Regions from separate parts of the Homo sapiens genome. Here all the other regions are linked to region 2. Evidence: chromatin loops called from intact Hi-C (ENCODE). Cell type or tissue: heart left ventricle. All regions are shown on one strand. Links, peaks and the distances in the headings refer to the core of each region. The heading gives the core; the rest is flanking DNA.

Evidence for each region. Hi-C counts contacts between places; a loop is a spot of excess contacts. Peaks named below come from ENCODE experiments on the same cell type or tissue, not always from the same donor. Only the 100,000 strongest peaks of a DNase experiment are listed, where the experiment ranks them.
Region 1: it touches region 2 in a loop (2.8-fold over the local background); 66 of 110 quality-filtered maps call a loop at or near these places.
Region 3: it touches region 2 in a loop (2.2-fold over the local background); 32 of 110 quality-filtered maps call a loop at or near these places.

The regions. Positions count from the first base shown.
Region 1 is chr5:150,796,130-150,799,315 of GRCh38, reverse strand. SMIM3 (small integral membrane protein 3) reads right to left here. Exons shown (of 2, transcript NM_032947.5): 2 at 2,582-3,186. Among named protein-coding and RNA genes, the nearest start is that of SMIM3, 19 kb to the right of the region's middle. In heart left ventricle, for the core only: no CTCF peak of the experiment used is centred there; no DNase peak of the experiment used is centred there.
Region 2 is chr5:150,845,589-150,848,774 of GRCh38, reverse strand. IRGM (immunity related GTPase M) reads right to left here and starts at 2,254. Exons shown (of 2, transcript NM_001145805.2): 1 at 1,555-2,254; 2 at 73-1,066. The coding sequence starts at 651. The coding sequence ends at 106. RefSeq lists a silencer at 1,374-1,668. In heart left ventricle, for the core only: a CTCF peak has its summit at 1,484 (motif pointing right); no DNase peak of the experiment used is centred there.
Region 3 is chr5:150,708,476-150,711,661 of GRCh38, reverse strand. It overlaps DCTN4 (dynactin subunit 4), which reads left to right. Exons shown (of 13, transcript NM_016221.4): 13 at 300-3,186. The coding sequence ends at 513. Among named protein-coding and RNA genes, the nearest start is that of RBM22, 9.0 kb to the right of the region's middle. In heart left ventricle, for the core only: a CTCF peak has its summit at 1,302 (motif pointing right); no DNase peak of the experiment used is centred there.

The sequences.
Region 1 (3,186 bases), core at 303-2,802, 49 kb after region 2:
CTGAGCTCTCCTTGAGGCCACCAGTTCCTTGCCATCTCTATTGCTAGAAGACCATCTGCCTCCCATTAACAGACTTCTTCTTCTGTAATACTGGATCACATGATGGACTTAGAAGTTGAATTGCTAGGATAATAATTGATAGGAATTAATAGATTTTTCTTCCATCTGGATCAATTAAGGTATACTCTGGCAAATGGAAATTAAACATGCTTGCTTTATTTATTTATTTATTTATTTAGAGCCAGAGTCTCGCTCTATTGCCCAGGCTGGAGTGCAGTGGCGCAACCTCGGCTCAGTGCAACCTCCACCTCCCAGGTTCAAGTGATTCTCTTGCCTCAGCCTCTCAAGTAGGTGGGACTACAGGCGCCTACCACCATGCCCAGCTAATTTTTGTACTTTTAGTAGAGAGGGGGTTTCACCACGTTGGCCAGGCTGGTCTCGAACTCCTGTCCTCTGGACCTCCCAAAGTGCTGGGATTACAGGCGTGAGCCACCACGTCCAGCCTAAACATGCTTTAATATGGGGAATTATGTGCTGAAAATCATTAAAAGGATTGGGAGAGCACAGAAGGCAGGGGTTACTAGAATTCCTTCCAGATCAATACTGCAGAACCGGCCATCCTGGGGAGCTACTACTTCCGTAACAAGTGGGAAGCTAGGGAACAAGAAAGCCACAGCCTTGGCTGTGGGCTGCAGGACTGTCCCACCTCAACTGAGATCCAGGCATGAGAAAGCTGCGGGCTTGGCTCCAGATTGTGCTGCAGCTTTGGGATTCACACCAGTGTTGTGATTGTCTCACACCCTGTCCTAGCTCTCCCAGCTGAACTGGGTTCCAAACTAAAACATGGTATGCATGCATCTGAACAGCAAAGCCTAAATCACTTTTGAATCTCTATCAAGTGTAGTTACAGAAATACAGGTTTTTACTTTCATTGTAGTTTTTTGTTGTTGTTTTATTTTCCAGCCTCTGCCATCCAGGAAGGCATGCCAGAAAAACAGTTGGAAGAGATGCTGAGCAAACCTATCAGAATCTTATGACATCTTAACTATCCCCTTGCTATGGTCTGAATGTTTGTGTCCCTGCAAAATTCATATGTTGAAACCCAACCCCATGGTGATGGCACTAAGAGGTGAAGCCTTTGGGAGGTGATGAGGTCATGAGGACTCTGCTGTAATGAATGGGATTAGTTTCCATGTAAAAGAGGCCTGAGGGAGCTTGTTTGTCTCTTCCACCATGAGGACACATAGAAAGTACCATCTATAGGCCGGGCACCGTGGCTCATGCCTGTAATCCCAACACTTTGGGAGGCCAAGGCAGGCGGATCACCTGAGGTCGGGAGATCGAGACCAGCCTGACCAACATGGAGAAACCCCATCTCTACAAAAAATACAAAATTAGCCAGGCATGGTGGTGCATGCCAGTAATCCCAGCTACTCGGGAGGCTGAGGCAAGAGAATAGCTTGACCCTGGGAGGCGGAGGTTGTGGTGAGCCGAGATCGTACCATTGCACTCCAGCCTGGGCAACAAGAGCAAAACTCTGTCTCAAAAAAAAAAAAAAAAAAAAACACAACCATCTATGAGGGACAGGCTCTCACCAGACACAAAATCTGCATGTGCTTTGAACCTCCCTGTCTCCAGAACTGTGAGCAGTAAATTTCTGTTGTTTCTGAATTACCAGTCTCAGGTATTTTGTTAGAGCCACCCAAATGTACTAAGACAGAAACCCCCTTCACCATTTCCCCCTGACGCTCTCCTCTAACTCTTACCTCTGTATTACAATGCTACTCTTGGAAAGGTTTCTGTTCTCACTGTCTCAACTTCCTAACCTCCCACTCATTTCTTAACCTACAAAATACTATTAGGGCTGGGCGTGGTGGCTCATACCTGTAATCCCAGCACTTTGGGAGGTGGAGGTAGGTGGATCACTTGAGGTCAGGAGTTCGAGACCAGCCTGGCCAATATGGTGAAACCCCATCTCTACTGAAAAAAAAAAAAAATATATATATATATATATATATATGTATATAATTGCACCTCTATTGAAACACCTCATATCATAGGACCTATCCAATCTCTCTTTTTTCCCCTTCTACTCTCCTTCCCCTCCTATTTAGTGTCTTCCAAGTTCTGCATTTAGCATCTCACTCTTCTAAGTCTGTATATTCTGATCCTATCTACTTGTACACCATTATCTACCATAGGGGTTAATCCCCCATACCCTAATACCAGACATAACATCTTTCCCAGGAATAGACTCAGATCTCCAACTGCATCCTGAATGAGTCCACCTGAATATCACAAGCACCTCAAATGCAACATGTCCAATACGAAATTCATGGTCTTATTTGTCATTCTTTGAATCTGATATTCAAAATCGGTTCTTCTCCTCTGCACTATCTGTGTGTAACCTGCACAACTTCACCCACGTGCTGAAGCTAGAGCCCTGGAAGTAAATTTGATTCTTCTCTTCCCTTTTCTGTTACTATATTCAAACTGTCTTGAAGGCCCATACATTCAGTGTAAGGCTTTTACCTGAGTTCTGAGTTTAACAGTTGCTCTTTAAAGAAAGACCTCAGACATGCACATTCTAGCACTTTATTGGAACTTGGTTGTGTACATCAATGAGATCACATCAAAGTAAAAGCAGCATTTTCACACAATAATATCCCGATATCTGTGCTATCTTCTTACATAATTTAATAAATCCCAAGATGCTCCTGATTTTGGTATCGAAGAGCTTGAGTGGTCCAGAAATATCTCTACATAAATATAAATCATCACATCTAAAATAACCATCATTGTTTTAGTAGGTCCCAAAAGTCCTGGGAACACCTCTTAAAATATAATTGCCATAGGCTGGCTGCAGAGCTGGTGGGAGGGAGTGAAGGGGGTACACGTGGAGCTAATTACAGCAGGAGCTGGGCAGAGGGACACACACAAGGGGATGGGGGCCAGAGATCCCGAAAGCTGGGCAGGGAACTCAGTCACCCTGCATTTTCCAACATTGCTTGAGTGTCAAAGCTAACAGATGTGAGACTCCAGTGCAGAAAGAAGCCCATCACCCCAACTCCCTTGGCAGTGCCCAAAGATGGCACAGCCTTCCTTCAGATTACACAGGGGCAGAGATTCTGGAATGGAGAAGGTTCTGGAAAGCTCTACCCATCACCCTCCAAACTGAGAAAACAT
Region 2 (3,186 bases), core at 455-2,954:
TTGTAAGATACCCTTCTGCACCAGGTGTGTTTCAATGAGTCCAGTGAAATAAAGGAGAAAAGGAATCAATAGGAGGAGATGGAAAATGTTTAATGAAGACAGGAATTAGTATTCACATACCCGCTCCTTCTGGAGATTTTCCAGGACATTTTCTCTGATCTGCAGTAGCTGCACTTCTGGGAGGGCACCTGTGCTGAGGTCCATGTCTAGCTTGGTCCAGACAATGTAGAACTTCTTTCCCATGTCCTCAGCGGTTTTGGCAAGCATCACATGATTCATGCTGAATTGTGCAGATGCAACCATGATGAAGTCATACCGGTTGAACTGCATTTCCATCAGGTAGTTCTCCAGGGTTGTGGTGGCAGACCCTGTGCCAGGCAGGTCCCACAACACCACATTTGAAAAGTGGGAAGAGAAATAGGAGGCACATCTTTGGGTAGCTTTTACCAGCTCAGTAGGAGGTGAGGCCTTACCCTCATGTCCTGTGTTTCGAAGGGCACTGATGAAGGTGGACATCCCATTGCCAGAGTCCCCTGCCATAGTGATGTTAACTGGTGTCCTGGACACTATCTTCAGAGTCTCCTTGATGTTAGAGATCACCTCTGGCAAGTTCCCATCTGCTGAGGCTTTCTCAACATTCATGGCTTCCATCTTCAATAAAATACCCCAATGCTGGCCAGGCGCCGTGGCTCATGCCTGTAATCCCAGCACTTTGGAAGGCCGAGGCGAGCAGATCACGAGGTCAGGAGATTGAGACCATCCTGGCCAACATCGTGAAACCTTCTCTACTAAAATACAAAAAAATTAGCTGCGCGTGGTGGTGTGCGCCTGTAGTCCCAGCTAATACAGGAGGCTGAGGCAGGGGAATCGCTTGAACCCTGGACGCAGATATTGCAGTGAGCTGAGATCACGCCATTGCACTCCAGCCTGGCAACAGAGCAAGACTCCATCTCAAAACAAACAAAACCCAATGCTTATGGTGTGGCAAAAAGAGGTTAAGGATGCAGCTAATAGAGTGTGAGGGGCACTTGGGACACTCTGTCGTATCTGTGGGCACTGGAGTAAGCTGCGGAAGTAGAAGAGCAGGTGAGTTAGGATGGACAGGGTACACATGAATCATCTGACTTTTAGCATCCCCAGCCCTCAACGAAGACTGCAGCAGACGATCTTGACTGAGTGTTCTTTGATTGTTTTTATTCAAGCAATGTGCACATTTCTTCAGGGAGCAAGAAAGGTAGGGTCCCTGAGGAACGCCCTGAGGCCGGTTGTGCCTCCGAGTCAGCCTCCAAAGCAGGCATGTGGCCATGAGATGGCTTGAAAAGCAGAGAATGAACCAAGTCTCCTGAAAAGCCCAAGAGGTTTTTGTCTTTCCCTCTTTTACTCTATCCTAATATAGGTCTGCTCCTTCACAAGTTTCAGTACATATTTCAAGACCAAAACCAGACAAGTAAAAGTGACCTATATATTTCTCTGCTGAAGATGGCGCCAGAGGACATAAAACATCCAATTCCCATTGCTTACTTGAAGCTGTGATCATCCCTGTTTAACACTTACCTCATCAGGCGGGGGAGCACACGTGCAGAGCAGTACTGAAATGCTGCAATATACGTGAAGTAAGCCACCAGCCTTTGACCCCCGAGCTTCCATTAAGACTGTCATGTTGGGCCCAACTGAAGTGAGGGAGAGGAGGAGACAGCATACTCAAATGCTCTGCTCTTTTTCAAGGCAGTGATTAGACAATTGCTTATCATTGCATTCGCCAAACCTGGCTCTTGCAGGTTCCACAAGGGGCCAGGTATTTGAGACTGATTAAAAGAAGGTGATGTGATTTCCTACTCCTACCGGAATTGGTGGGTTCTTCGTCTCACTGACTTCAAGAATGAAGCCACGGACCCTCGCGGTGAGTGTTACAATTCTTAAAGGCTGCGTGTCCGGAGTTTGTTCCTTCTGATGTTTGGATGTGTTCAGAGTTTCTTCCTTCCGGTGGGTTCGTGGTTTCACTGACTCAGGAGCGAAGCTGCAGACCTTCGAAGTGAGAGTTACAGCTCTTCAGGCGGCGAGTCTGGAGTTGTTCGTTTCTCCCCGGGGGGTTCGTTGTTTCACAGGTTTCAGGAGTGATGCTGCAGACCTTCACGGTGAGTGTTACAGCTCATAAAGGCAGTGTGGACCCAAAGAATGAGCAGCAGCAAGATTTACTGCAAAGTGCAAAAAAACAAAGCTTCCACAGCATGGAAGGGGACCTGAGCAGGTTACCACTGCTGGTTCGGGCAGCCTGCTTTTATTCTCTTATCTGGCCCACCCACATCCTGCTGATTGGTCCATTTTACAGAGAGCCGATTGGTCTGTTTTACAGAGAGCTGATTGGTCCATTTTGACAGGGTGCTGATTGGTGTGTTTACAATCCCTGAGCTAGACACAAAAGTTCTCCACCTCCCCACTAGATTAGCTAGATACAGAGTATAGATTGGTGCATTTGCAAACCTTGAGCTAGACACAGGGTGCTGATTGGTGTGTTTACAAACCTTGAGCTAGATATAGAGTGCCAATTGGTGCATTCACAATCCCTTAGCTAGACATAAAGATTCTCCAAGTCCCCACCAGATTAGCTAGGCTCAGAGTGCTGATTGGTGCATCCACAAACCCTGAGCTAGACACAGGGTGCTGATTGGTGCATTTACAATTCCTGAGCTAGACACAAAAGTTCTCCATGTCCCCACTAGATTAGCTAGATACAGAGGGTCGATTGGTGTGTTCGCAAACCCTGAGCTAGACACAGGGTGCTGATTGGTGTGTTTACAAACCTTGAGCTAGATACAGAGTGCTGATTGGTGTATTTACAATCCCTTAGCTAGACATAAATGTTGTCCAAGTCCCCACCAGACTCAGGAGCCCAGCTGGCTTCACCCAGTGGATCCTGCACCAGGCCGCAGGTGAAGCTGCCTGGCAGTCCCCGGCCATGCGCCTGCACTCTTCAGCCCTTGGGCAGTGGATGGGACTGGGCGCCGTGGAGCAGGGAGCGGCGCTCATAGGGGAGGCTCGGGCTGTGCAGGAGCCCACGGAGTGGGGCAGGGGAGAGAGGCTCAGGCATGGCGGGCTGCAGGTCCCAAGCCCTGCCCTGCGGGGAGGCAGCTAAGGCCGGGGAGAAATCCAGCACAGCAGCTGCTGGCCCAGGTGCTAAGCCCCTCA
Region 3 (3,186 bases), core at 303-2,802, 140 kb after region 2:
TGGTGGTGCATGCCTGTAGTCCCAGCTACTCGGGAGGCTGAGATGGGAGAGTTACTTGAGCCCGTGAAACAGAGGTTGCAGTGACCCAAGGTGGAGCCATTGCACTCCAGCCTGGGCGACAGAGCGAGACTGTGTCTCAAAACAAAACAAAAAAATACTTGGTAGGTTAAGAACAAAGTGTTTATAGGTTTTCTGTGTGTGCTGAAGGAAAGAATAAGGTGAAAGACTTTTACTGTAAGTCTTAGTGGTTTGGCTGATTTTTTTATCTACCTAATACTTGCTTTTTTTTCTTTCCATAGCATTATAGCCTTCAGAAAGGCCAACAAAGTGGGTATTTTCATCAAAGTTACACCACAGCGTGAGGAGGGTGAAGTGACCGTGTGCTTCAAGATGAAGCATGATTTTAAAAACCTGGCAGCCCCCATTCGCCCCATTGAAGAAAGTGACCAGGGAACAGAAGTCATCTGGCTCACCCAGCATGTGGAACTTAGCTTGGGCCCACTTCTTCCTTAAAAGGTTCCACTGGAGGGCAGATCCCAAAGGACAGTATCACCGTAAACCTGCGTTAAAATGTGGAAGCTGCTGCTTCATTAGGCCTTGTTTATAACGATGTACCCATGCACTACGGAATTCTATTGCTAAGAAAGTGGGAGCATAGGCAAGGCATTGGGAACACAGGGTAGCTGCTGTTGCTCTTGCTCTCACCCCTGTTGACACCAGTAAGTCTGTGTCTCCCTCACTGAACCCTGCACGTTGAGTAACAGCAGCATAATTCCATCCTAGGAAAGGGGATGGGTGTTCCTTGGAATGGCATTGTATTTACCACCTGAGAAACTCTGTACTGTCTCTTGATCTGATCTCACTAAGGATCACAATGTCACAGATGAAACTTAAATGATAACCCAAAGGTAGACCTGCTGTTAATGATCCAGCATTGGTCACAATGTACCAACTGCTTTCTGCATTCCGTTAAATATCATCTAACAGTCTAAAACATATCCCTTCATTGCCATAATGGCTGCCATTTTGCCATAGATTTCCATATAACTGAAAAACTGAATTGTCACTTTATCTTTAGTATCATGATGATTGGAAAAACCTGTGAAGTTGTTAAGGCACTCTCATTTGCCCTCTTTTTCTAAGTGAATACAGGACACGTATTAGTTGTTCTTAATTTTTTTCCCAGTAAAATATGGATCTTTTAAGAAGAATTTGAGAAGCAAACAATTACATGTCATGTCAAGGGGGTAGCAGATTCCATTCGTTTTCAATATTGCCACAATACCCAGGGATTAATGCTGCCACAGGGGGGCAATCTTTATTTGTCTTACTTCCTACCCCTTCCCTGTTCTGCCTCTTTAACTCAGTTAAGTTGTTCTGTTTGGGACCTGGAAAAGAACCCAAAGAAAACCTGAGTGGACAGGTTCATTTCTGGAATGCAGAAAACATTTTAAAGGCTAGATTTTTAGAATATTCTCAACTAGCATTCTTTCCATTGATTTGAAGGGGAAATTAACTATTATAATCTCTTGAATCCAAAACTGGATATTAAGAACTTTCCCCCTTACTAAGTTTAAGACTTTTGTCATGTGGTGAGTCAAATAAGACCATTTTGATTGTAAACCATAAAATAGTTCAGCAAGTAGCCCACAGTTCTGGCCTAACAGCAGACTTGCTGTTTTCACTTGGTATCCTGGAGTTGGGTTGCTAACCTTAATTTCTATGATGTTTTCTAAAATGAAACTTGATAAAGTAGACCACCAGCTGCACCGTGTTTTCTGTAAAAGTATTGTTAGTAAGTGGCCAAGAGACTTGAGGAAAATACAGATTTTTTGTTTACCTTGGTCTTGTTTTAAGTCTTAAAAAATTAAAGATAACATTATAATGTAGAATACAGATGGGACATAGTCCTTGTAAGCTTCCCTTGAAAATGTTTTAAATATTTAGGAAGCTTTTAAAAGACACTAAATTGTACTCTAAAAGACACTAAATTGTACTAATTGTACAAAGGTCAAGCCAATTTTATGAAACAGTCCTACAGAGTAATATATGTGATGCAGTGTAAGAAGGAAAATACTCATCTCTAACATTATGGTAATAACATTTAGCCTCTTAGGAGTTGGAGCAGGGGGATGGGTAATTACAGATTTGCAGACTATAGAAAGAGTTTCATTTTTTTGTGACCCCACAGAGTCTCAAATTTTTATTTCACTACCTGCTAGAGCCTACTGTGAAATCACTGCTCCATATTTGCCAGTGGAGGAAATGGGCATAGAGTAGAGAATAGCTTCATATGTTTACACGTTTGCATAGACTACACACATGTCATGCGTTTATGGCAGGTAGCTGGTATTTATTCCCCAAAGTAATAATGTTGAAGTATGGGTCTCATCATTCCCATACACAGAAACACAAAACACTTTGATCATAAACTTTTTTCTTCAGAAGCCAAACTAACTTGCAGAATAATAGAGCCACTGGTTTAATGTTTCCTCAAGATAGGTTTTAGTGTAAGCTAGTATTCTGTGTGTTCGTAGAAATGATTCAATACCTGCAGCTGGTGAATTAGGAATTGTATTTGTTGCCTTTTTTATATTAGATGAGGTGCAAAAATTTTAATGCTAGTCAGTATGCACCACCACAGGAAAGTTAGATCCCATTAGCACTTGAAACTACAGCTTTGGAAACTTAGGCTAAGTTAATTTGGATTTGTTACTTGATTCACCTACTGACCTTTTCTTTTGTTTGAAGTGCTTATCAGCATAATGAGCTAAGTGTCATGCATATTTGTGAAGAAACACCCTTTTTGGTCCCTTTTGGGACAGAGAGGTACTCCTTGATCTTTATGAATGACAGGTTACTGTTTTGCCTTATTGCTTAACTTAATGTAGTGAAATAAAGCAGACAAAGCTTGAGCGTGTCTTTTGTTTGCTCTCATGTAGATACTAAGTAGCATGGCTCAGAGCCAAAAGACAAGCGTGAAGTTAAGAGAGTTGGCTAAGAGAGTTGGTGGGGCATGCTCCCTTCCATTCCTTAAATGAAGTAATCTAAAATCTCTTAGCAGGTTAGTTCACCATAATATATAAGTAGATGTTGCTTTGAGCTTCTTATATACATATTCACAGAACCATTATATAAATGTTGTTAGACCTCTACCAGTTTTTATCCTGGGTCATTGCTTCTAAA